3 separate regions of the Mus musculus genome follow, and all the other regions are linked to region 2. A link is a loop called in an ENCODE intact Hi-C map of the cell type or tissue named here. Cell type or tissue: left cerebral cortex. All regions are shown on one strand. Each heading gives the region's core, and the rest is flanking DNA. Links, peaks and the distances in the headings are about the cores only.

Region 1 (8,455 bases), core at 118-8,117, 130 kb after region 2:
TAAAATAGATTATCTTTGTTATTAAGATACTACATAAATATTTCTCAGATGTTAAGACGAGAGCTTATTTATATTTGTGTTTCTATATTAAAAATTATACGTATTGTTTATTATCTTCTTGCTTATTTTGTTGAAAATAACATTATTGAGGCTCTATCATGTGTCTCTTCTTTCATCTACGTATATAAAGCATACACCTACATTGAAAAGTATAAGTATTAATATATAAATGTCATATAAATATGATATGTATTATCTTACTAGTATAACATTTAACAAATATAAGACTCTACATTTTAAAAGTAAATAATACAGGATAAGAGCTAAAACACTTATAGTTAAATATATAATAATCATTGTTATATAAATAACATTAAAATTCTCCCAATAAGAGGTTTATAATATCCAAATCCTAACAACAACATTGCATACATCAAGCAGAAATTTCATCCAACTGTGTTCTAATAATTCAAAGAAAAGAAAGCTAAGGGATGAGCATTTGTTTTGCCACAGAGGCACAGACAAAGTTTGTAGGAATGCTTAATTACACCCTTTACATCAACTCAGCCTAGATTATATAATGAGGGTGATGCTACCAACAGGCAATTTTATCTAAAGACACATCTTGTACCATTAGTTAGAAAATGCAATAGCTACCTGCTCATAGAGGAGGGCAAAGGTGACCCTGTCCTTGGTTTGTAATCAAATGTCCTTTGCATTTTGAGATCAGATTTGAAGTTTCCAAATGACACATTAGGTTTCAGCTGTTATTCTTGATGGTACATTATGTGTCATTTGATCCAGCAAGATGACAATGCCCCATAAACACAGTGGAAATGTAGTTAATAAGGGAAGATGTTGTAAGTCACTATCTTGTGACATTTCATGTTATCATGCTTCTTTCTCTTCATATGTATGTTCTCATATATATGGAGACACTCGCTCACACACAAATTGTCTTAGTCAGGGTTTCTATTCCTGCACTAACATCATGACCAAGAAGCAAGTTGGGGAGGAAAGGGTTTATCCAGCTTACACTTCCATACTGCTGTTCATCACCAAAGGAAGTCAGGACTGGAACTCAAGCAGGTCAGAAAGCAGGAACTGATGCAGAAGCCATGGAGGGATGTTCTTTACTGGCTTGCTTCCCCTGGCTTGCTCAACTTGCTTTCTTATAGAACCCAAGACTACCAGTCCAGAGATGGTACCACCCACAAGGGGCTCTCCCCCTTGATCACTAATTGAGAAAATGGATTTTCTTACAGCTGGATCTTTTTTTTCCCCATTTTTATTAGGTATTTACCTCATTTACATTTCCAATGCTATACCAAAAGTCCCCCATACCCACCCACCCCCACTCCCCTACCCACCCACTCCCCCTTTTTGGCCCTGGCATTCCCCTGTACTGGGGCATATAAAGTTTGCGTGTCCAATGGGCCTTTCTTTCCAGTGATGGCCGACTAGGCCATCTTTTGATACATATGCAGCTAGAGTCAAGAGCTCCGGGGTACTGGTTAGTTCATAATGTTGTTCCACCTATAGGGTTGCAGATTCCTTTAGCTCCTTGGGTACTTTCTCTAGCTCCTCCATTGGGAGCCCTGTGATCCATCCATTAGCTGACTATGAGCATCCACTTCTGTGTTTGCTAGGCCCCAGCATAGTCTCACAAGAGACAGCTACATCTGGGTCCTTTCGATAGAATCTTGCTAGTATATGCAATGGTGTCAGCGTTTGGATGCTGATTATGGGGTGGATCCCTGGATATGGCAGTCTCTACATGGTCCATCCTTTCATCTCAGCTCCAAACTCCAAAGTCTCTGTAACTCCTTCCATGGGTGTTTTGTTCCCAATTCTAAGGAGGGGCATAGTGTCCACACTTCAGTCTTCATTCTTCTTGAGTTTCATGTGTTTAGCAAATTGTATCTTATATCTTGGGTATCCTAGGTTTGGGGCTAATATCCACTTATCAGTGAGTACATATTGTGTGAGTTCCTTTGTGAATGTGTTACCTCACTCAGGATGATGCCCTCCAGGTCCATCCATTTGCATAGGAATTTCATAAATTCATTCTTTTTAATAGCTGAGTAGTACTCCATTGTGTAGATGTACCACATTTTCTGTATCTATTCCTCTGTTGAGGGGCATCTGGGTTCTTTCCATCTTCTGGCTATTATAAATAAGGCTGCTATGAACATAGTGGAGCATGTGTCCTTCTTACCAGTTGGGGCATCTTCTGGATATATGCCCAGGAGAGGTATTGCTGGATCCTCCGGTAGTACTATGTCCAATTTTCTGAGGAACCGCCAGACTGATTTCCAGAGTGGCTGTACAAGCCCGCAATCCCACCAACAATGGAGGAGTGTTCCTCTTTCTCCACATCCACGCCAGCATCTGCTGTCACCTGAATTTTGATCTTAGCCATTCTGACTGGTGTGAGGTGGAATCTCAGGGTTGTTTTGATTTGCAATTCCCTGATGATCAAGGATGTCGAACATTTTTTCAGGTGCTTCTCTGCCATTCGGTATTCCTCAAGTGAGAATTCTTTGTTCAGTTCTGAGCCCCATTTTTTAATGGGGTTATTTGATTTTCTGAAGTCCACCTTCTTGAGTTCTTTATATATGTTGGATATTAGTCCCCTATCTGATTTAGGATAGGTAAAGATCCTTTCCCAATTTGTTGGTGGTCTTTTGTCTTATTGACGGTGTCTTTTGCCTTGCAGAAACTTTGGAGTTTCATTAGGTCCCATTTGTCAATTCTCGATCTTACAGCACAAGCCATTGCTGTTCTGTTCAGGAATTTTTCCCCTGTGCCCATATCTTCAAGGCTTTTCCCCACTTTCTCCTCTATAAGTTTCAGTGTCTCTGGTTTTATGTGAAGTTCCTTGATCCACTTAGATTTGACCTTAGTACAAGGAGATAAGTATGGATCGATTCGCATTCTTCTACACGATAACAACCAGTTGTGCCAGCACCAACTGTTGAAAATGTTACAGCTGGATCTTGTGGAGGCATTTCCTCAACTGAAGCTCCTTTCTCTGTGATAACTCCAGCGTGTGTCAAGTTGACACAAAACTAGTCAGTACACAAATCATGCTTTTGCTAAGGTATAAATGGTCATTCAGAGAGCACAATCCTAAAGATGATGTGTACTTTAAGATACCTCTGGATTTTTGTTTTTATGCCTGCAACAGGGATTAAGGATGCTCACATAGCCAATGGCTGTTGTGAATAGATGAAAAGAAGGCATGAGAGTGAGATATGTGTCTGAAACTGTAGTTTAAAAAATGCCTCAAATTTCATGTATAAAAGAAAGGGATAGTATATCGATATTTGAATAGTTTTCACAATTCTACTAGGCTATGTTTCATTCATAATAACTCATGCTTGGGCAGCATACAATGAAGAGACAAGTCTGAAGGCTCCCAGCTTATCAGCATCAGAGCTAGTACCTAAGTTGTAGCATTGCTCTCAAAATATATATGCTCCAAATTGATCAGTTCTGGTCAGAAGAGTATTTAGGGGTAGATGTTATCTTCCTAACTTGGACTTTGAATTACAAGCAGAATTTCAGTAGATGGCAATAGAGAAAAGGCACATTTTGAGCAAAAGGAGATAACATTGACAAAATTGAAAGAATAATTTTTATGCATAAAGGTAATACTTAGAAAAAATTTAGGTTGAATCACGAAATTCCTAAAAATCCAGAAGTGACTTAAGTTCGCTTTACTAAAACATAAAGATATCACATGGGTGAGAGATAGTAATTTATTTTCAAAAAACTTGTGGCCAATTCTCATTGACTACCTGTAGTTATGTCCTTACCAGCATGGCAGAGAAAAGTGGTTATTGTCCTTAATTTGTATGCATGCTTAGTATGAATTACACTCATTTTACCTACATATGGATGTGTTTGGTGCTCATTTGCCACATCCTATGGATGAAACTCAGAAGATAGCATGCAAAAGTCAGTTCTATTCTACCATCTGGACCTAGGAACTGAATTCAGGGCATTGGCTTAGAGACAGACACCTTTATTAATTGAGCCATTTTGCCAGCTGTGAGTTTAATTAAATGGACAAAGAACTAAAAATGTCCAAAGAAAGATGAAAAGAGGGTGATGAAAGAAAATTTTGACTTGTTTATTCCAATCAATGAAAAAAACTGTATCATGAAGCTGAATGTAAGAGAGTCTGCTATAAATAGAACTGAATGCAGAATATTTTAAGGTCAGCAGATGGGGCTCTAAGAGGTGAAAACTGCACAGAAATTCAGTTTAAGACATAAGAACATGTAATAAATTCAAAGAAATATAACCTATATCCATAATTCAGAGATAAATTTTCACTTTGTGGGTAAAGTACAGACTATGCAAAAAGCCAGTTCCCTCAAGAAGTAATTAGAGAATAAAGGGACTCTCAAAACACAGCAGGGAGAGCTGGGCTTATAGGAACAGAATTATAAGACCAGGATTTGGGCCTAGAAAAGAATGGCAAGCTAAGGAAAATGAGGAACTATGGGAGAAGGTATCCTGAAATTTGTTTAATGTCTTTAGCTTTGATAACAACCTCCTGCAAGTCACACAAGCTCTGTCTTATTTCCACACAGTACAATTGCTGTAATGATATCATAGAGGGCAGTATGCCACACCAAATCTGAAACTAGACTCCAGTTCAAATTCTAACTGCATACCTGCGTAAGAATTATCTCTCCCCAAATTCTTCATATGTAAATTGAAAATTGTTGTTCCAGTGGATGCAAGCCTAATACAGCAAAGCATTGGACAATGATAGAGTGCTACTATGATTCCAGGATTGGATATTCTGAGCTTTGGGGCTAATATCCACTTATCAGTGAGTGCACACCATGTATGTTCTGTTGTGATTGGGTATCCTCACACAGGATGATATTTTCTAGTTCCATCCACTTGCCTAAGAATTTCATGAAGCCATTGTCTTTAATAGCTGAGTAGTACTCAATTGTGTAAATGTACCACATTTTCTGTATCAATTTCTCTATTGAAGGACAGATGGGTTCTTTCCAGTTTCTGGCCATTATAAATAAGGCTGGATGAACATAGTACAGCATGCATCCTTGTTATAGTTTGAGGAATCTTTTGGGTATGTGCCCAGGAGTGGCATATTTGGGTCCTCGGGTAATACTATGTCCAATTTTCTGAGCAACTTACAAGATACAATTTGCAGACTACATGAAGGTCAAGAAGGAAGAAGACCAAAATGTGGGTGCTTCGGCCCTTCTTAGAAAGGAGAACAAAATACTCACGGGAGCAAATATAGAGATAAAGTGCAGAGCAAATACTGAAGGAAAGGCCATACAAAGATTGCCCCACCTGGGGACCCATCCCATATGCAGTCACCAAACCCAGACACTATTGTGGATGCCAAGAAGTGCTTGCTGAAAGGAGCCTAATATAGCTGTCTCTTGAGCTCTGCCAGATCCTGACAAGTACAAATGCAGATGCTATCAGCCAACCATTGGATTGAGCATGGGTTCCTCAATGGGGGAGTTAAAAAAAGGATGGAAGGAGATGAAGGGGTTGCAACCCCATAGAAAGAACAACAATATCAACCAACCATATCCTCCAGAGCTCCCAGGGACTAAGTCACCAACCAAGGAGTATGGATGGAGGGAACAACAGCTCTAGCCACCCATGGAGCAGAGGAAGGCCTTGTCAGGCATCAATGGGAGGAGAAGCCCTTGGTCTAGTGAAGGCTGAATGGATGCCCCAGTGTAGGGGATTTGAGGGCAGGGAGGTGGGAATGAGTGGGTGGGTAGGGGAACAACCTCATAGAAGCAGGGGGAGGGGATAGGGAATTTCTGGGGGGAGGCTCAGGACAGGGGATAACATTTGAAATATAAATAATAAATATCCAAATGGAAATGTTTAAAAAGAAAAATATGTAATCAATTAAAAAAAATTAAAAAGAAATAGATTCCAGGATTGGGCTGCTTTATTTTTCAAAAGAAAGAAGCATTTTAAATTTGAAAGATTGGTAAATTTGACTAAAAGGAATCATAATAGATACAGTAGAGAATTGGAATATCATAAAATGGAGGACAGATAACAACAGTTATGTGACAAAACATAAGATGCCAATATTTGTAATTCAACCTTTAAAAAGCTTACAAAATTTTAGCAATAGAGCATTCTGTAGGAAAGAATAAGCACACATTCATTACAGCTGTTTATAGATTGAGCAGAAAGGGAGGGAAAGCCAATTCTCCATGTGAGTAACAGACAATGTGTGCTCCATTACAGCTAGGATCTTACTATTTTGTAAACTATGTGCATTTATTATTGTAATTTAAATTTTAAAATTTATTATTATTATATGTGCATGCTATGAGTATTCGTGTGTGTGTGTGTGTGTGTGTGTGTGTGTGTGTGTGTGTGTGTGATGGTTTACATCCTATTATATGCATGTGGAAATCAAAAGGCAACTATTTGGAATTAGCCCTTTTCCACCCTTTTCATAGGTCCTGGGGCTCCAAGTCAGATCACCATGCTAGTGTTGCAAGGGCATTTACCCACTGATCTCACCAGCCCTCTATGGAAGTTATGAGAAGTACATATTTGTATATAAGCTATGAGTAGATAAATTCCTGAGTACAGTGTGCCTAGAATGTCATAGGATCTACAAATGTGCTAATTCTCATTTTTGGTGGTATATAGACACATTGGAAACATCATGGATTAATCATATAAGATAGCTTCTATTTTAATGTTTTATTACAGGGAAAACCATATTAAGAGAGAACTTAGTCTGCACAAACAAGATCAGAAAGGTGTCTCAGAACACAAGAGATTTCTATCCAGTAGGCTTGTTCTTGCAGTGGGAATGATTTAGCCCAGGATTGTTAATTTATCATACCACTTTTTTTTGATTTTTGTTTTTTGTTTTCTACCATGGTCTACCATGGTTTCACATAACCATCCTACACCTCATTTCAGAAGAACACGATGTGTAAACCAGAGCATATTATCCCACTCCTTAGGCCAATTCATATATATGTGTGTGTGTGTGTGTGTGTGTGTGTGTGTGTGTGTGTGTTATCCCCTTTCCCAATTTCCCTCCCTCCAGGGAACACCCTATCACATCCTGCCTCCCCCTGCTTCTATGAGGGTGTTTCTTCACCCACCCACCCACTCTGACCTCCCTGCCCTCCAGTTCCCTACATTGGGGCATTTATCAAGCGTTCATAGGACCAAGGCCCTCTCCTTCCACTGATGCATGACAAGGCCATCCTCTGCTAAATATGCAGCTGGAGCTATGTATACTCCTTTGTTGATTGCTGAGTCCCTGGGAGTTCTGGGGAGTCTGGTTGGTTGATATTGTTCTTCCTATGGGTTGGCAAACCCCTTCAACTCCTTCAGTCCCTTTTCTAATTTCTCTATTAGGGAACCCACGCTCAGTCTAATGGTTGGCTGCTAACATCTACCTCTGTATTTGTAAGGCTCTGGCAAGGCCTCTCAGGGGAGTGCCATATCAGGCTCCTTTCAGCATGCACTTCTTGGCATCCACAATAGTATCTGGGTTTGGTGATTGTATATGGGATGAATCCCCAGGTGGGACAGTCTCTGCTCTATACTTTATCTCCATATTTGCTCCTGTGAGTATTTTGTTCTCCTTCTAAGAAGGATTGAAGCTACCATACTTTGGTCTTACTTCTTGTTGAGCTTCATGTGGTCTGTGAATTGTATCCTGGTTATTTGGAGCATTTAGGCTAGTATCCACTTATCAGTGAGTGCATACCATGTGTTTTCTTTCACAATTGAGTTACCTCACTAAGGATGATATTTACTAGTTCTATCCATTTGCCTAAGAATTTCATGAATTCATCATTTTTAATAGCTGAGTAATACTCCATTGTGTGAATGTACCACATTTTCTGTATCTATACCTCTGTTGAAGGATATCTGAGTTCTTTCCATCTCCTAGCTAGGTCTAAGTAGAACAAGGAACTCCACATGAAACCAGAGACACTGAAACTTATAGAGAAGAAAGTGGGGAAGGGCCTCAGAGATATGGGCACAGGGGAAAGATTCCTGAACAGAACAGCAATGGCTTGTACAATCGACAAATGGGACCTCATAAAATTGCAAAGCTTCTGTAAGGCAAAGGACACTGTCAATAAGACAAAATGGCAATCAACAGATTGGAAAACGATCTTTACCAATCCTAAATCTGATAGGGGACAAATATCCAAAATATATAAAGAACACAAGAAGTTGGACTCCAGAAAACCAAATAACCCTATTAAAAGATGGGGTACAGAGCTAAACAAAGAATTCTCAACTGAGGAATACTGAATGGCTGAGAAGCACCTAAAAAAAATAATGTTCAACATCTTTAATCATCAGGGAAATGCAAATCAAAACAACCCTGAGATTCCACCTCACACCAGTCAGAATAGATAAGTTCAAAAACTCAGGTGAC
Region 2 (8,455 bases), core at 231-8,230:
TGGGGAGGCCCTCCTGGGTACCAACTTACCACATCAAATCACTGCAGAACTAGGCAACCCCCTCCCACTGAGGCCAGACAAAGCAGCTCAGTTGGGGAATTGGATCCATAGGCAGGCAAGAATTCTGCTAGTTCTTAAAACATCAACTGTAACACTAGAGGGCCACTTAACCCAGAAGCCCAGTCCTTGGCAGAGAGGTGAGGAGGATGGTATGGAGGGAAGACGAGGTAGGGGAGAAAAAGGAAAATCTCTGAAAGTGTAGCAATGCCTCTGGAAGGCAAAGCCTAGACATGTGGTGGGAGTGGAAGAAATGTGGAATTACAAAAAGAATCCCTCCCACGGATATCTAAAAATGATGCTCCTAGCAGCTTTGGGTATCACAGTTGTGCAGGCAGAAAAGCATTTGATTAGCTCCCTGGCGTTATCTCTGGGGTGTGGGTGTCTTGGAAATCTACATGCACAGTATTCCTTTCAGATAATTGAGCGGTCATTGTTCTCTACATGCTCTCTACATAAAACCAAAATCAGAAGCTTGAAATGAATGTCCCTCTCAAGGGTAAGAACACAGTGAGTGCTATGGCAATTTTATGCTTGGTATTTAAGAACAAGATTATGAGATTTAAGGTTGAAATAAAATTTCTGAATGTTCCAGAATGAAGAGCACACCCCCACCCCCAATTTTTCATTTGCTGTACAGTGCTTCTTGGAGACTTGCAGTTAGCTCTTTTCATACTGCACCTTCCAATATGAAGGTAGATAGTTCATTAGACTTAGTTCATTTGGATTTTTCATAAGCTATAATGTTCTGCAAGGCCTGCAAGATTGAATGGTAGGGTCCTCAGAAAGAAGAAACATTTTCTAAGTGATTTCTATTGTAAAATAAAGGAGCTTTCACTTCAAATTTGAGGAGAAATTCAGGCCACAGAAAACTGTCCTTCTATGTTAGCTGGTGCTCCATCAGCTCTGATTAATGACTTATCATTGCTTCCATTTCTCTGTCTAAATCACCACCAGTGACAACAAGCACCTTTCAATCACAAGTATAGTCCACATATTTGTTTATTGATTGCATTTCAATTGACTATCAGTGACAGCAAGGGTTAGTTTAGAAACAGGAAATATGAGGTTGTGTATCAGTTATTAGTAATTTAAGAATTGCCAAATTTTCTTGTAAAATACCAGATAATAAATATCTCAGATTTTACAAGTTATATGAGTCTCTGTTGCAGCTGCTTGATTCTTCCAGATTTAGCCAAGATAATATATAACAAATGTCTATGGCTGCGTCCATCCTGCCAAACTTTCTCTACAAAATTACAGGATTTGACAATGTTTTGTTGACCCTTGAAATGAGCAATGCCTTCATAGGAAAGAGTGGATTCGATCCAACATATAAATAACAACATACTACTTCTAACTCATTTCATGTCCACAGTTCCATTCTGACAAACATATGAAAAAGCACAGCAAAAGATATTTGTAGGACAGCAGGGCATTTTGGTTAAGAGCTTGTACCTTTGCAACAAGATTTGGAATCAGAATCTAATTTTGCATTTTCTGAGCTGTATAAAACCAAGCAGACTGTTGCCTTCAGAGTGCCTCATTCACCCGATCTGCAAAACAAAGTCAGTATCATTTGCCTCAAGAGTGAAGAACCTGTCAATAGATACAGGAACATGTGTTATCATCATCATCATCAACAACAACAACAACATCAATCATCATCATTATTTCTATCATCTCCCCCCCCCCCCCCGCAAGCTCAGTCAGGCCTCATATAATAATGAATATGAATAAGACTACATACATAAAGCACTATGTGATTCTTAGTATATAACAGTGTTTAATGAGAAGTTGTAATTCACATTGAGTTTTAAAAATAAAGGAGTACAAAATAATCACATGATTATCTTTATATTTACTATGATAATTACCAAAAGCTTTATTTGAATAACAACAGAAATGGGCTGAAACATCATGCTTTAGGGTCTGGAACTTATTCTATTTTCTCTCTAAAGAGCAGACAGTATGTGGAAACTCCTCAAAAAGGACTTAAAGGGAATCTCAAGTAGAATATATTTCATTAGAAGTAGTAATACATCCTTTAAATTGTCATTTATTAATTTACTTTTTGCTTATTTTTAGATGTACTTCAGAAGATACCTTTAAGAGATATGCTTTTTGTTTTGTTTTGATGTTTTATTTTGTTTTAAAATGAGTCACCAAATGGCTGGGCCCTGAGAATAAACTCTCAGGAGAGCCACTATAGTGGCACGTTGCTGTGATCATAGCATTTTTGAGTTGAGAAAGAAAGAGGAGTTCAAAGTCATTCTCACTTTAAGGAGATTGAAGCTATGACTACATGAGACCTTGATGCGATGCCTCTTCCCACAGTAAAAGCACTGTTCTGTGTCCTGAACTCTTCCTGTCAGAACTAGATCCCATTACCCCTGAGTAATTTGTTCCATATGGATCTCATTATCTTGGCACCTGCTGAGTAGAGAAATGATGGGCACATAAACCCAAGCAGAACACAAACTAGAGAATGATTGGGGTGCTTCTGTCTCCAAAAGATGTTACTCACTAGCTTTAGTCTTTGAACACACCTACAGTTTTTCTAAGATTATAGCACTTTAGAAAAAAAAAATCATACATAGCAAAACAAATATTTTTAAAAATTTTTACTTCTTCCCATTATAGGCTAATTCACTATTTAGTGACATGAAGGCCAATTTGTGATTTGAGAAATAGCTACACAATTATTTTTTGTGTTGATTTGCTCAAAGAAGTAATAGATTATAAGAAAGGCTAGAAAGAAAATGCAGGGTTTTTTGTTTGTTTGTTTGTTTATGTGTTTGATTGGTTGATTGGTTTGGTTGGTTGGTTGATTGATTTTGTTCATTTGTTTGTTTTTGGTTTCTTGAGGTAAGGATTTTTCTGTTTTCCAGGGTTTTCTCAAACTTGAGGACTCAAGTGATCCTTCCATCCCAGGTGATAAGTGTGTAAACTAAAGAGACTCCCATCACCAATTTCATGATTTAATGGTGGTAGGGTAGGAGAGGTAGGTGATGAATAGCAAGAATTTTCTATTGCAGATTATTTTGTTTTAACACCATATAGCCATATCTAAAGTAATATAACAAAACTTACATAAGATGGTTCAAGTTCAACTATGAGTCATGATTTATTGTTATACTAAATAACTAAAAAATAAGTGTGATAAAAATACACTCTAGATTCTAGAGAGAATCTAAAATATAAAATTACTTCAAGTGATCAAGAGATTTTAGCATAGGTTAGGTACAGTTTATGATGAAACAATGTAGATGAAATTTTGGAACTTAGAGGAGGCTAACATCATCGTGTGCAGAATGTATCAGGGCAAGGCAGTCTTAGAGCGTCATAGGCAGAGGATACAGGTTGAGTAAACAAAAGGAAAAATACATTGCAGTCAAAAACTACAGCTTGAGCAAAGAAGGGTTCTCTAGAAAGGGGGCAGCATCCTCTAGGGAAGCATCCTCTAGGGAACTGCCAGGAAGCCTTTGAGACAGTTGCTTGGTAACCATTCCTCACAGTTGGCTGCTGTGTCTGAGTCACTCAATCTTTTGGCTGCCCAATCCATTTTCCACCTACACAAGGTTCAGTATTTTGAATGGAATTTAATTCTAAAACAGCAGATACCAGTGGTGGTCGTAAGATTACCTTCCTGATCATCTCTCCTTAAGTTCTGGGGTAAACTCTTGGTTTCTATGCACACACCTATACTCACTCAGATGGAATGCTTAAGGATGAAAAGTATTTTAAAAATAGTGCTTTATGGTTAACAATCCAATCCTAGAAAAATTAAAGTCTAAAATTACAGAGAAAAAGACCCTAGGGAGGTGGGGAAATGCCTTTCCAATGGAGTAGTGAAGTAGGGAGGAAGAGATAAAGGAATAAAGAGTGGGAAGGAGAGAGTTGGGAGGGAAGGTTGGGAGAAGAAAGGAAAGAAAGAAAATAAAGAGAGATCTGGAGAAATGAAGGGGAGAGAAAGAAAAGAAAGGAAGAAAAAGGGTGGGGAGGGAGGGAGACACTTTCAGAGACGCTGCTTTTAGCATTGACAGCAATGAACAGTGTTCATTACATCCCATGTATTTTCTTGATGATGAATCTGATTTCTATGTGAACAAGTTGCTGACTTATCAAGAGCTTTTCTGGAGATCACCAGCATATGAGAAATTACAGTAGGTATTGTGCTTTACAGCACTCACCATGTCTATGAGAGTTCCTCCAAAACAGTTTCCTACTTGCTTTCAAAAAAGGGTAGAGATTGTGGCAGTGAATTACAAGATGATGAGCAGAATTGGGGAGACTGAAATGGTCAGCACAAGATCTACAGTGCCTGGTACAACCTTCTAAGCCCAAGGAATTGTGGGGGCGATTTGCTCCCATCTGCCTCCATTGCTTTTTATTCCACATCACTTCTTTCTCTCTCCACCCCCACAAGCACATGCACAGCTGAGGCTATTTCTAGCTTGCTTGCAAAGACAGAAATCACACCCAGGCACAAAAGAGGTAGGAGAAGAAACTATTGAGAGTGGACCACATTTTTTGAGTATCCAAGCTGCAGAAAAGAGACCCGTAAGCCGCACTTTATTCTTCCCATTGTTCAGTTTTTTTGCTTCAATGATGAATTCTAAAATAGGAGAAAAGAGAAAGGAAAAGAAGGGCATAAATAGTAGAGGGGAAATATTGGGAAAAGAAGAGGAATAGGTAGGAAGGAGACAGAATTAGAGGGCAGTGGAGGATGAATGTGGCATGTTATCACAGAACTTTGTAGACAAGTATGATATTATACACTTTTAAATTAAATATGTATATACAAAAGTATAATTCCTAAGATTTCTTACCATTAAGACGTGAAATTGTAACCATGTGAAGGAAATTTGTCAACTTGGAACACATTATTTCACTAAAACAATTTCTGAGAAAACAAATAGTTTCAGAATTTTGGCCATTAACTGAACTGTAACAGTTTTTAGGAGAGGCAGAGTACTTCCATCAGGAAAAAAAAAATTCCTCCTCTGAAATGAAGTAGAATGTTTGCTTTGTGCTTCCTGGAGACCAGCATCAGTCAACTGAGACCTGGGGGTGTGTTCATGTGCTATTCTTTTTTGATTCATATGTTGGGGAGGAAATGAGTCATGTTGATTAAGTGGCTTAAGCCACCTACTCATGCAAATTATGTGTGTAGCCTGGGAAGAGATAGACCTGACTGCTATGGGATGGCCAATGTTCTTTTTCCAAGATAGTGTGGGCCTTGCAGGCTGCCCCGGTCAACTTCTTGTTCCAACTGGACGCATAGTAAACTCTGCAGGGAAATAAATATGTGTATATTTGCCTGAGTTGGAATTTAATTGGTCATTATTACTCATTGCAAATATCAGACACTTATATTTAACATATATTTATATTATCTTTATTGACTTCGTTTAAGAAACTGAATATCAGATACTCATTATAGAAATAAAAACAATGCACTCAAAAGCATATCGTTTTAATATATCATCAATAGATAATTAAATCTCTATATAATAATATCAAGGAGGTTAATGAGTAAACTTTAGATATAAGTCTACTTATATCTAAAATATGTAGCCTTCTTAATCTGATTTTGATATTACAATGTGAAACCCACCACTGATTAAAAATATTCCTGTGGAATTCAGGCAAGGGAGTGGACTAATTTATTTGCTTCACAAAGCTATACTGTAAAATGTTTCAATATTTACACTACTCAATTTAGTACATGGTTTTATGTTTTTACAAATTTTTCTGCTTTTATGAAGGCCAATTATTGAGGGAAAAATGTTTTGTTTTAAAATGAACTTCTCCTGTATCTTTCTCTGTCCAAACATTAAAAAGGTAAGAAATCTAGCCAAAGCAAAAGTCAGGATGACAGGGGCTTTTACCATGTGTCCCACAGAATAACCTTTTTAATGAGTATTAGTTTTGTGGAGTTTGTTTGTTTGTTTTGCTGTTGTTGTTATACACATAGTGATCACTTCCCAGTCTTTCTATCAAGCTGGCTCTCTAACATAACCCAACATTTTCTTGCCATATGGAATTTGGAGGGGTTAATCACATCAAGTCTCTAGTTGTATTCTTACTCCTTTTTGTCCTTTTTGGTTTCTTGGCTATAACTGCTTTGAGAATATCACATGATCAAAAGCAAAAAAGAAATAATTCCTTAGCTTTAAGAGACTTTAAATGTCTAAAAAGGAAGGTTCTGCATACAAACTCCCACAACATAGAAATGCACAGCCATAAAATGTGATCAAGGCCCGGGTGTAAGGAACATTGGTTCCATCCCATCTCATCCTCAACTGAGTCATGGGTGGTTGTTGTTGTTTGTTCTCATTCTCCTCTTCGCCCTCCTCCTTCTTGTTCATCTATATATTGAGACTTATTAGCTTTTGCCCTAATGATGTGTATAAATATGCAATTCAGAATTTAGGAGGTGAAGACAGGAAGATTGTGAGCTTGAGTCCAGTCTGAATTACACGGTGAGAACTTGTGTCAAATGAACATTGAGTTTTTATAATAATGCTTTAGTTTTAGAATCTAGGATATTTCAGAATTACAGTGTTCTTGTAAAAAAAAAAAAGTAAAAGAATATTCTTTAAATAGTTCTCTGTAGTCAAAATGGATTATTTCCCAGGAAGCAAGGCAAGGAAGGTACACAGAAGAAGAAATTATTAATGTCTTGATCAAGTGAATACTATAGTTCACAAAATAATTAATGGCCTGTTGAGAGATGTTACATGAATTTATGAAAGAAAAATTTAGAAACAAAAGTTACTTTCTCATCAACACAAAAGATGGGCAGAGGAGATACTTCAGTGAGTATAACCTTTGTCATGCTATTGTGGGGACCTGTGTTCTAATCTTCAAAACCCATGTAAAGCCTGGCATGATAGTGCACATCAGAAATTCCATAACTTCTACAGTGGGATAGAAGCCAGAGACAGAAGAATCCTTAGGTGCTCACAGGCAAACTAGCATGCTCTATGCAGACACAAACAACAAACTTTCTGATTCAAGGTAAAAGGCAAGGAAAAGGTAAAATTCAGGTGGTCCTCTGACCTCCACATACATGCTATAGCATACATGCAAACACATTATATACTCATAGATATGCATGCATTTTACACACACAGAGAGAGAGAGAGAGAGAGAGAGAGGGGGGGGGAGGGAGGGAGAGAGAGAGAGAGAGAGAGAGAGAGAGAGAATAGAGAAAGAATATTTTCTTCATCCTGGAAAGTTGCTAATGACATGAGATGAATGCCCCTAGGGTACTGAGACTAAATATTCTCACCTCCTAGAGTATGTATGCTGAATATAGCAAATCAATAGTGAGAAAAGAGCCGGACTTGGCTCCTATTTCAGAATCGCTTTTTCACATTTTTCTGTGGAAACCTCACACTTATTAAGGGCCTGTATGCTCATGTACTCATCTCCTTTGGATGCTGACATTACTTATATCAACATCATTTGATAGATTTCTTTTTTGTGAAGCTTTATAAGCATTTGGAAATTTTAAGTTTACCAAAATAAATTTGTATTAGGAAATCTTAGTCTCTTGCTTCTTAATCTAGAGCAGAGTCCTAGTAATAACACACATATGTCAGTCTCTTAGATATCAGAAGTAATCCCCAAAGTGACAGTCTCCTAAAGTTTTCAGATCTAAGATGTTTATGACTGAGAAAGGTTTCAAATTTGACTATTTTAAAATAACTGTCTTAGAATGTATGCATTAGTAAAATCATCCTTTCTTTTCCATGGTTTTGAGTTCTTCATGATCTGCACATTGAGTGTTAATGTGTTAATTGTTGGGTTGCAGAGTGGACAGAGAGAAATGTGAGCATTTGGGTGGCAGTAGACAGACATGGGGGCCTCAGCCGTGCTCATTCATTGCATTAACTTATTATTATGAGCCTCCAATTTTTTGCTACCTATGATGTGGGGATATTGACCTCCTTAAGATTGCTATGAATAATAATAATAACAAATAATAATAGATAAGTTAATATTTAAAGTATCTAGAACGAATTTCTGGGTGTGTATATTGTTTATATGTGGCCATGGGCTCTGCTAGCTAGTGTATTTGCATTCACAGGAAGGGCAAAGGTTGTCTTTCCCCAGCTTCTTTATTTTTTGAGTCAAGGTCTCCCAATGAACCTGAAACTCATTGATTCAGTTACAGTGGCAGGGCAATGATATGCAGGTATCTTCCTGTCTCTGCCTTCCTCTTCTCTAGCAGTAGGGTACAAAAGCATGACATCTGTTGAGTTTTTGAATGTGGAAAATATGAAATCATACATGATATGCACTTTACTGATTAAGCAATCTTCTAAGTGCTTACCATATCAATTCTCCTTCTATGGATAAGTTTGGTAAGAATTTAGACACCAGG
Region 3 (8,455 bases), core at 118-8,117, 120 kb after region 2:
ATGGACTCAGACAACCAATGATTGGCTAAATTGCTCATTCTGTTTCTTGCCTCAGGCTTTGGCTGTGAGCAAGCACAAACACAAAATCCGACTGCATGGGACATTAAACAGGTATTCTTCTTTTTAAACTTTGTGATCTTCATTTCCTAGAGTTATCCAATGGAAAGCAGATGTAAATTAGGAGCTCAACTCACAGAAATAATAGGTGCATTTATACTGGCTTCCCATGGAGATGCCTCTAAAAGAAGTTCATGGAAGGCACAGTTAGCACTTCCAAATGAAACACTCATTCCTACAGTTTCATAAATACTCTGCTTGTTCTCTTCAAATATTGAACTTTTCATGCAGAGCACAAGGTGGATACAAACTAACAGAGGGTGGAATCCTAGCAGAGGGCTACCTTCTCTAGAGAATGAAAATGCATTTATGGGCTTTCAATGCTGCTTATTCAGACACAGAAGACCAGGAACAGATTCTTGAAATCGGACCTGTCGCTGCTGAGCAGTGAGTGGATGGACCTGGAAACTGAGAGTATTCTGAGCCTCTCTCAACATAACTGTTAAAGAAAAGCCCTGGCATACTACAAAGTCATTGGGAGAATGTGATTCTTGTTTGTGTTTGTACATATCTGTTTTTAATTTTTGTTTTTTTGTTTTCTTGTTCTTTTTCTTCAGTTTCCCTTAATAAGAAATAGCAAACAAAAACCAGAAGTAAATAAATTATTCTGTTATATGGATTTAGAACATTCCTTAAAGTTTTTAGATCATGACCATGGAAATGGTACAGTACTTGCTAAATAATAGTGGGGAACTTAGTTCACATCTCCAACATCCCCATAAAAATAAAATCTAGGCACTCTGGCCTATGACAGCAGTTCAGAGGAGGGGAGGCAGGACAAGTGGATTCCAGAGGTTCACTGGTCAGACAATCTAGCTCTAACAGTGAGCTATGTGCTCAGTTAAGAGGTCCTGTGTCAATCAATCAATCAATCAATCAATCAATCAATCAATCTAGCTATCTAGCTATTTAGCTATCAATCATTAATCAAATAATCAGCAATCAATTAAAAATCAATCAATTAATAAATGGGAAAAACATGGAGGAAGATACCCAGTGTCAACCTCTGGCTTCCACAAGCTCAAACACAGGCCACCATACCTTCTAACAAGCACTTGGATTCTTCAAAATACTCATGCATTTGTCATAAAGATAATAAATGCTGACTGAGTTTTTCTTGAGATTATAATGTTGAACAGAAGTCATTAGTTAAAAAGTGTTGACTTTTAAAAAACTGCCTACTTGCACCTAATTTTTAATTATATCTTAGGTGTCTGCTGCTATCTTATACAAAGAAGATCCATTTGTAAATGAAAGAAGCAAACACCACAATCTGTTCTATGGAATATCTTGTGACCATTTCCCTATAAAGTTTTTTTAAAGATTTACTTACTTTGTATATGCTGATGTTTGCCTATATGTATGTCTCTGCACCACATGTGTGAAGTGCCTGTGTAGGCGAGTCTGAGTTGCTGGATATCCTGAAACTGAAGTTATAGATGGTTGTGAGCCCCTATGTGGATGCCAGGAATAAAACTGGGATCATCCTCAAAAGAAGCCAGTGAGTACTCTTAACCATTGAGCCATCTCTCTAACTTTATCTTTCCCCTCTTTAATTTGCAGTCATTTTCCTCTTCAATTGTTTGAGTCTTATGTTCCAGGCTCAGGATATTGCTATAGTTGAGAATTTTCACTGCCCTTGCATACATTTTATTATTAGTAATTATGGTAGATTTTATAACTGCTATAGTTTGACAGTAGTGGCGTTAGCTACTTCCTTTATAGCCTCATACCTGAGATCTCAGACTATACCAAAATTAAATGCTGCAGCAAACTCAGATGTACACACAGACATGTTTTAGAAATTATGTATATTTTAACAGTGGCAATAAAGGCTCACAAGACTGTTCTGTATATTCAGAGGCAACCATTCCCTTGAGATGCCTGTGATGGTCTCTAGATTCTATGACTATGGATGCAGGCTTCAGTAGGATTGCAGTGAACCTTAGGAACACTCAGTCCTTTCAAGTCACAGTTAGTGAAGGATCCCACATATTGTAACTTTCTCTAGAGGAGAACCATTCTATTCTGGATCCCATGAACCATAAATACCTGAATCAACTATGTATGAACTACTACTTAAAACACACACCACATTTACCCTCCAACTTAGAAAATATTTTTCACACAGTCATATTATTTTATTTGTGAGACAATTATCAAAACAACCCTTTGTTAGTTGTCAGAAAGAGCCTGTCTACTTCGGCTCAGGAATTTTGAAACTATGTAGGAGCATTTGTGCTTTCTAGAGCCCTACTAGCAGCAATATCTACACTATTATCTCTCCGCCAAAACCTTATCTAGCTCTAATTGCAAAAGACCCTAGATAAAATGCCTTTTTTGGACCTCTCACAGAGGAGAAGAAGTCAGAGTGATCCATCTGGTTATTGTCAAAATATTCAAACTGAGGCATATGAATTAGTAGCAAAATAGTATGACATTGAATTTTATTGTGATAAAAGATAGTCCAAAGGAAAAAAATGTGTGTGTGTGTGTGTGTGTGTGTGTGTGTGTGTGTGTGTGTAAGCTTTGTTATTTTTGTGAAGGGGTTGCAAATGTCCTTCTATGAGTAAATGTATATGTGCATGTTCTCATATGTAAGGGTACATACATACATGTAAGAGGCCTGTGGTTGACACCAAGAATTTTGTCCCACCACTTTCTACTTCATTCATTTGGCAAGATCTCTTGGTTGCATCCAGAATTTCTTGATTAGGCCAGTACAGCTAACCAGCTTGCTCAGAGATTTCCCATTCTCACCTTCTTGGCATTACAATTACATGTGGGCTATTTTACTTACCCAGACTTTACATGAAAAGATCTAAGTCCAGTCCTTGCATTTTTACAAGTATTGTATCTGCTGAGACATTTTATCAGCCCCATATAGAGGTTTTGAATGGAGTCCTTCTTAAAATTGAAACTTTACTCTATCATCTACTGCCTGTATAGACTTGTTTATATAAACTTGTTTAATCTCATGCATGCTGCATTCCTTATCCATAAGCTCCAGTGACGTCCTAAATATTGCAACATACAAAATACTTAGTGTATTCTTAACCCAGTGAATAATAACTGTAGGTAAAAATCTTCATTATTTTTTGTTGATGTTATTAATATTCTCTCTTATTCTTGGGACTATATGTGAATTTTTGAAAAATCATCAAGGTCTAAATATGAAGAAGGTGTTTAATAGCCACATGGAATAAATCAAGATATAAATCACATACAGATGTACAGCAGGCTATCCTAGCAGTCAATATAAATGACAGCTTTTGTATGAAAACATTGTTCAACTTAGATTGGCTATTCAAACTATGACTGAATCCTAGGATTGTTTTCAGTTTGCAAGTCTCATTCATAAAAGACAGCAATTGCATATGTATTATGTATACCATACATGTGTGCTGATCCTAAAGGAAGAGAGACTAAATATTTTGGTGGGAATATATATTATAATCCTAACAGAAAGCAATTCATTTTCACAGTGGGCATTCTAGCAGTGTCACTAGCTTTAAACTTCCTACAGTCCCATCTGTCTGCGTTGTAATTCTAACTCTACCATGAAACCTTAATTTCAACTTCTATGAGATAAAGAAAAAAATGGGTTAAAGGGGATGAATGAAATGAAATGCAGAAATCATTTGACACAGTGATTGGTACATGCTAAATACTGTTATCTAAGATGTATCAAGAGATCTCTGGTGCTCTACTCAGCCTGGATTTTATTGTTGTTGTTGTTTTGTTTTGTTTTGTCTTATGTTGGTCATACAACCCAGTGCTTCGGTCATGACAGACAAGGACTCTACTATTGAGCTACACTTCCATCTCTGATATTAAAATATATAATTTAATCAATCACCAAGATGTTTAATATTCCAGTCACAAGGGAAACATTTGTGTATACACAAGTATGCTTCTATCAGACACAATAAAGACTTACACTTAATCCTAGATCAGAGTGCAAGAAAGGCACAGTGACACAATGCCATAGTCCAGATAATAGGACTGAGATAAATGCCACCTGATTGCACTTTGCCACAGCCCTCAGCATAGACAGCCATGTCACAATGAACTAAAGCTTAATTCCTATTTTAGAGCAGGTCCTGTGGACTGTTTCTGGAAAATAATGTCATTCTATGATGCTTGCTGAGATTGTGTGTGTGTGAGTATCCTCGGGACACTGAACTCTACTCAGACCCAAGGCTATACTATTAAGGCTCTCTACAGCTCCAGGAGCAGGAAGTTGCCTCCCTTTGTTACACAACTATTTTGCAAGTATTGAATAAGTATGCCTTACATGTTGCAGAAACTATAAAAGTAAATCATAGAAACAACACTAGAGAAATGAAAGCAAACACATTTGCTTTCCCATATGTGTTTCAATCACTGGACTAAACATTGTTTTCACCTCTATAATCACTATAAGAAATGGGCCCCATTGTGTCCTTCATTTTACAAAATGATGCGTTAGAATTGCACAATGCCACACAACTAACTGAGATGTGGGTTCAGGCAATATGAATGCATTGGTAACCTTCCGACTATAACACAGTTTTATGCCATAAGCTAACATACCAAAATCATCCATAAACCAGTCACTATTCAAGCCACGAACAAATGCACATGCACACAGTACTATTTTATGTCAGAACATCATCCAGTTTGCAGTCAGTAAAGACAATCTGTTCCACACCACTTTTAGATATACTTGAAGCCTTTCCGCATCTTTTCCAAAATTTTATATTCTTGTTGGAATCTCTCTCAAACCACAAACTCTTCATGATTTTTCTCCCACTCTATGATCCAAATAGCATTTTGGATTACTTACATGTAGTCTTCATAGGACTCTATGCAGTCTTTCCATTGTCCATTCTTTACCTATCATTAGGGTTTGAATAACCTGGAAAGTTTGCTAATCAGAGGATTACTTACATCAATCCTCTGATTAGCAAACCTTGTAGTTTGTCCCTGAAATTGAGAGTCCCACAACCTTTTAATCCCACTTCCTGTGATTTTTTTTTCATCTTTTTGAAATAGAACATATTTGTAAAGACAGAATTGTCTGGTGTTAACACATGTAGATTTCTCAAATTCAAGAGCAGTAAAGGTTCACTCCACTTAGACAGATCATAGTTTGGTTTCTTCTGCATTCCAGTCCTATTTAGTCAATGGTTGTCAGAATCTCTATTGAAGATCCCATAGCCAGAAACTGTGTGGAGTGATAGAACTTGAGACTTACAGTTTATTACATTTTTTTTTTGTAAATTTTGTCTTCCTGTCATATTGAAACCTATTTAGATGACACCTGCTGCCAAGTGACCACTGTGAACATTCTAAAAGTAGTAAAAAAGGAAGTAAAGCTGTGTCTAATCCTGAAAGCCAGTGTGCCCTTGCATGTTTAGCCATTTAAAATTAAGGGTAACTTACCATTTCATAGGGAACATTGAACAACAAAAATGAAATGCAAAAGTGTCTTTCCATTGGAGCTTTTACATTTTAATATACTGAAATTTTTCCCATAAAAAGGCCTCCATGTGCTTTATGTGGTATCAGGATTTAAAACTTGAGCCTCCAAAACAGATATAATGTTTCACACAGGTTGCCCTAGCACTGGCAAGGTGGAAGAAGGAGGATCAAGAGGCAAAGGTTATCCTTTAATTATATACTGAGTTTGAAGCCAGCCTCGGTGACATGATCTCATGTCTCAAAAGATAAATAACCCATGTTGTGGTAAAATTGTTCTTTTTATAATAAAGAAATAGTTTGGGTATGGTTCAATTCCTCCTCCCAAAGAAGATTCAAGTTCAAGATTCCAATCAGTGCTCTTAAAAGGGTACAAAGCTTCAGAGACAGAGGGGCACAGATTAGGAAATTTACCACTAGATCTTAGTATGTACTCAACCCCAACAAAGATGTTGGTTTCCAATGCCATAATCCCAGTTTCCCTGGAAAGACCTCATTTCTTGTCCCACAGCCCAGACCCCAATCTTGCATACTTCAGTCTGATTTGTCTTTTCTTGTCTCTGCCTTTTCAAAGAACCTAGTTCTTGTCCCAGAGGTAAGATTGGAGTGGGTGGGTAGGGGAGTGGGAGGGGGGGATATGGGGGATTTTTAGGATAGCACTAGAAATGTAAATGAAGAAAATACCTAATAAATAAATAAATAATATGCAAAAAAACCAACCACAACAAAATAAATTTAGCAATTTGCCTTGGGGGTAAAAAAGATTGCATGCTTTGCACATTTTTTTTTAATAACTCTGACACTGATACCAGCACCAGCTGTCAGGGTTGGTGATCAAGATAGCAATCTATATATACACAATACCTCTGTTCTCTGAATGAAAGAAAGGCTTGTTGTTGTCCTGGAATAGTATTCTTTAGTAGCCAATCTTCTTTCCTTCTTGGTACAGAAAAGCACTAATGATTACAGTAACTGGATAATTCTAATCAGATTTGCACAGTAGAATGAATTGCACTTTCCTATCATATCAAACTCCCACTATCTTGCTACTTGCTTTTTTTCTTATGGGTTATTTATTTATTTATATTTCAAATTTTATCCCCTTCCCAGTTTCCCCTCTGCAAACCCACTATCCCATCCCCCCCCCCAACTCTATGAGGGTGCTCTCCCACCTACCCACCCAGTCAAACATCAAAGAGACACTTGGAGTCAATAGTACTGTTTTATAACTAAAGGCCAAGAGACTGAGAATAGCAAGTAGTGAGGTTACATCAAAACAATCAAAAATAGTGATGGCTAGATCTCTCCATTCTTTCTCTAAATTGACAGAGTTGACTCAGAAGTTAAGAGTGCTTGGAAGAAGACTGGAGTTTAGTTCCCAGCACCACAGGAGCAGCCTACAACTCCAAGGGAATCTGATATGATGAATTCTTTTGGCCTCTGCAGGTACTGCTTTCATACACATGCACACCAATAAAATTAAAAATTAATCTTTCAATGGACAAATGTGATTCACCCCAATAAGTGTTCTCATTCTGTTTGAAACTGGAAATATTTTAGAGAAAAGGAAGGGGATGATTTTGGGAACATAGCATGAAAGTTCTTGTATCTGGATATCTCGAGAGAAACTAGGACTGTTACGTACACAGAATTCTTCTTTGTGAAAGATGAAAATAACCAGTTCTTCCATACAGGAAGCTGAACATTGGAAGTGGTTAATAGCCTGGTGATCTGCATTATCTGTTAGGCCATATCAAGATCCTACAGTCAGGACAGGAGTGGCCTGTAAATGGCCTGTATAGCTAGAGACACTCCAATACTCCCACAGCAAGAACAGAGTTGGCTAGTAGCCCAAAAGGACCCCTATGCTATCTGTATAATGGACACCTTAGCCTCTTAGCCTAGTGCAGGTAGTGTATCACTAGATCCCACTTTCTTGGAAGAAATTATATTCCCTGAGTTGAGTTTCAATGTAATTACACTTTCTTGTGAAACATGGATTTTATTACAGCAGGAATAATTTTTCAAATTATACTGGGCTTAAATATATTGGGAATAAACCATCTATTTTGAAACTCACCGAAGTCTGATCCAGGCTCCTAAAGTTAATCTGTGCCAGGTTTTCATTCTTATCTCTGTGCAGTGTGCATCCCTATATGATACCTGCATGAACCACTACTACCACCACCCCAGAATGAGGGAAAAGAAGGTACATATAATAATAGAGAAATAGAATTGAAATATTTTGTGTCCATATATGAAAATGATACCAAAACTGCATTGTCTTGAATTAGTCATATATATTAACAATACTTATAGTACTTACAGTACTCAAAATTCCCAATATTTAAATTATAGGCATGGCATTCAATCCCTATCTAATACTATCTTTCATTCACTTGTTTTTTCAACAAGTAATAACTATTGTGAAATTCTGTTTCCAATTCTTCAGTGTTGGGACATTCAATTTTATACGACTTTGCAGTTGAGAGCATTTGGAAAAGACTTTAGTTTGGTTTGTAGTACCCACATGATAGCACAAAATCATCTGTCAACACCTTTTTTGGCTTCTGCAGGCACCAAGCATACACACTGTACACATAAATGTACATATAATTCATAACCCATAAAGTGAGTTAATTTCCTGAATTCTTAAATTTTGAGAACAATGAATGGGATGCTTCCATAAAGATACTTGGAATAACAGTTTTCAAGTCACTGATTTGGATTATGTTTCTTATTATTAGTAACAATGCAATAATTTCTGGGGAGAAATGCTGTTACATGTTCCTGACTACATGGATTAAAGGAATTGACTATTCTGATTGGTTTTGTTCAATTTGACACATACTTCCACCTATCTGGGATGAAAGAT

What was found. Hi-C counts contacts between places; a loop is a spot of excess contacts. Peaks named below come from ENCODE experiments on the same cell type or tissue, not always from the same donor. Only the 100,000 strongest peaks of a DNase experiment are listed, where the experiment ranks them.
Region 1: a loop joins it to region 2, with 2.8 times the contacts of the local background. A loop is called at or near these places in 4 of 42 quality-filtered maps.
Region 3: a loop joins it to region 2, with 6 times the contacts of the local background. A loop is called at or near these places in 4 of 42 quality-filtered maps.

What each region holds. Positions count from the first base shown.
Region 1 is chr3:158,895,438-158,903,892 of GRCm38, reverse strand. No RefSeq gene overlaps it. Among named protein-coding and RNA genes, the nearest start is that of Gm20752, 180 kb to the left of the region's middle. In left cerebral cortex, for the core only: no CTCF peak of the experiment used is centred there; DNase peaks (open chromatin) are centred at 4,251, 4,340 and 4,484.
Region 2 is chr3:159,026,867-159,035,321 of GRCm38, reverse strand. No RefSeq gene overlaps it. Among named protein-coding and RNA genes, the nearest start is that of Gm20752, 45 kb to the left of the region's middle. In left cerebral cortex, for the core only: a CTCF peak has its summit at 3,500; DNase peaks (open chromatin) are centred at 338, 3,573, 4,462 and 5,155; H3K27ac peaks cover 4,208 bases.
Region 3 is chr3:158,906,955-158,915,409 of GRCm38, reverse strand. No RefSeq gene overlaps it. Among named protein-coding and RNA genes, the nearest start is that of Gm20752, 170 kb to the left of the region's middle. In left cerebral cortex, for the core only: no CTCF peak of the experiment used is centred there; DNase peaks (open chromatin) are centred at 3,704 and 4,772; H3K27ac peaks cover 321 bases.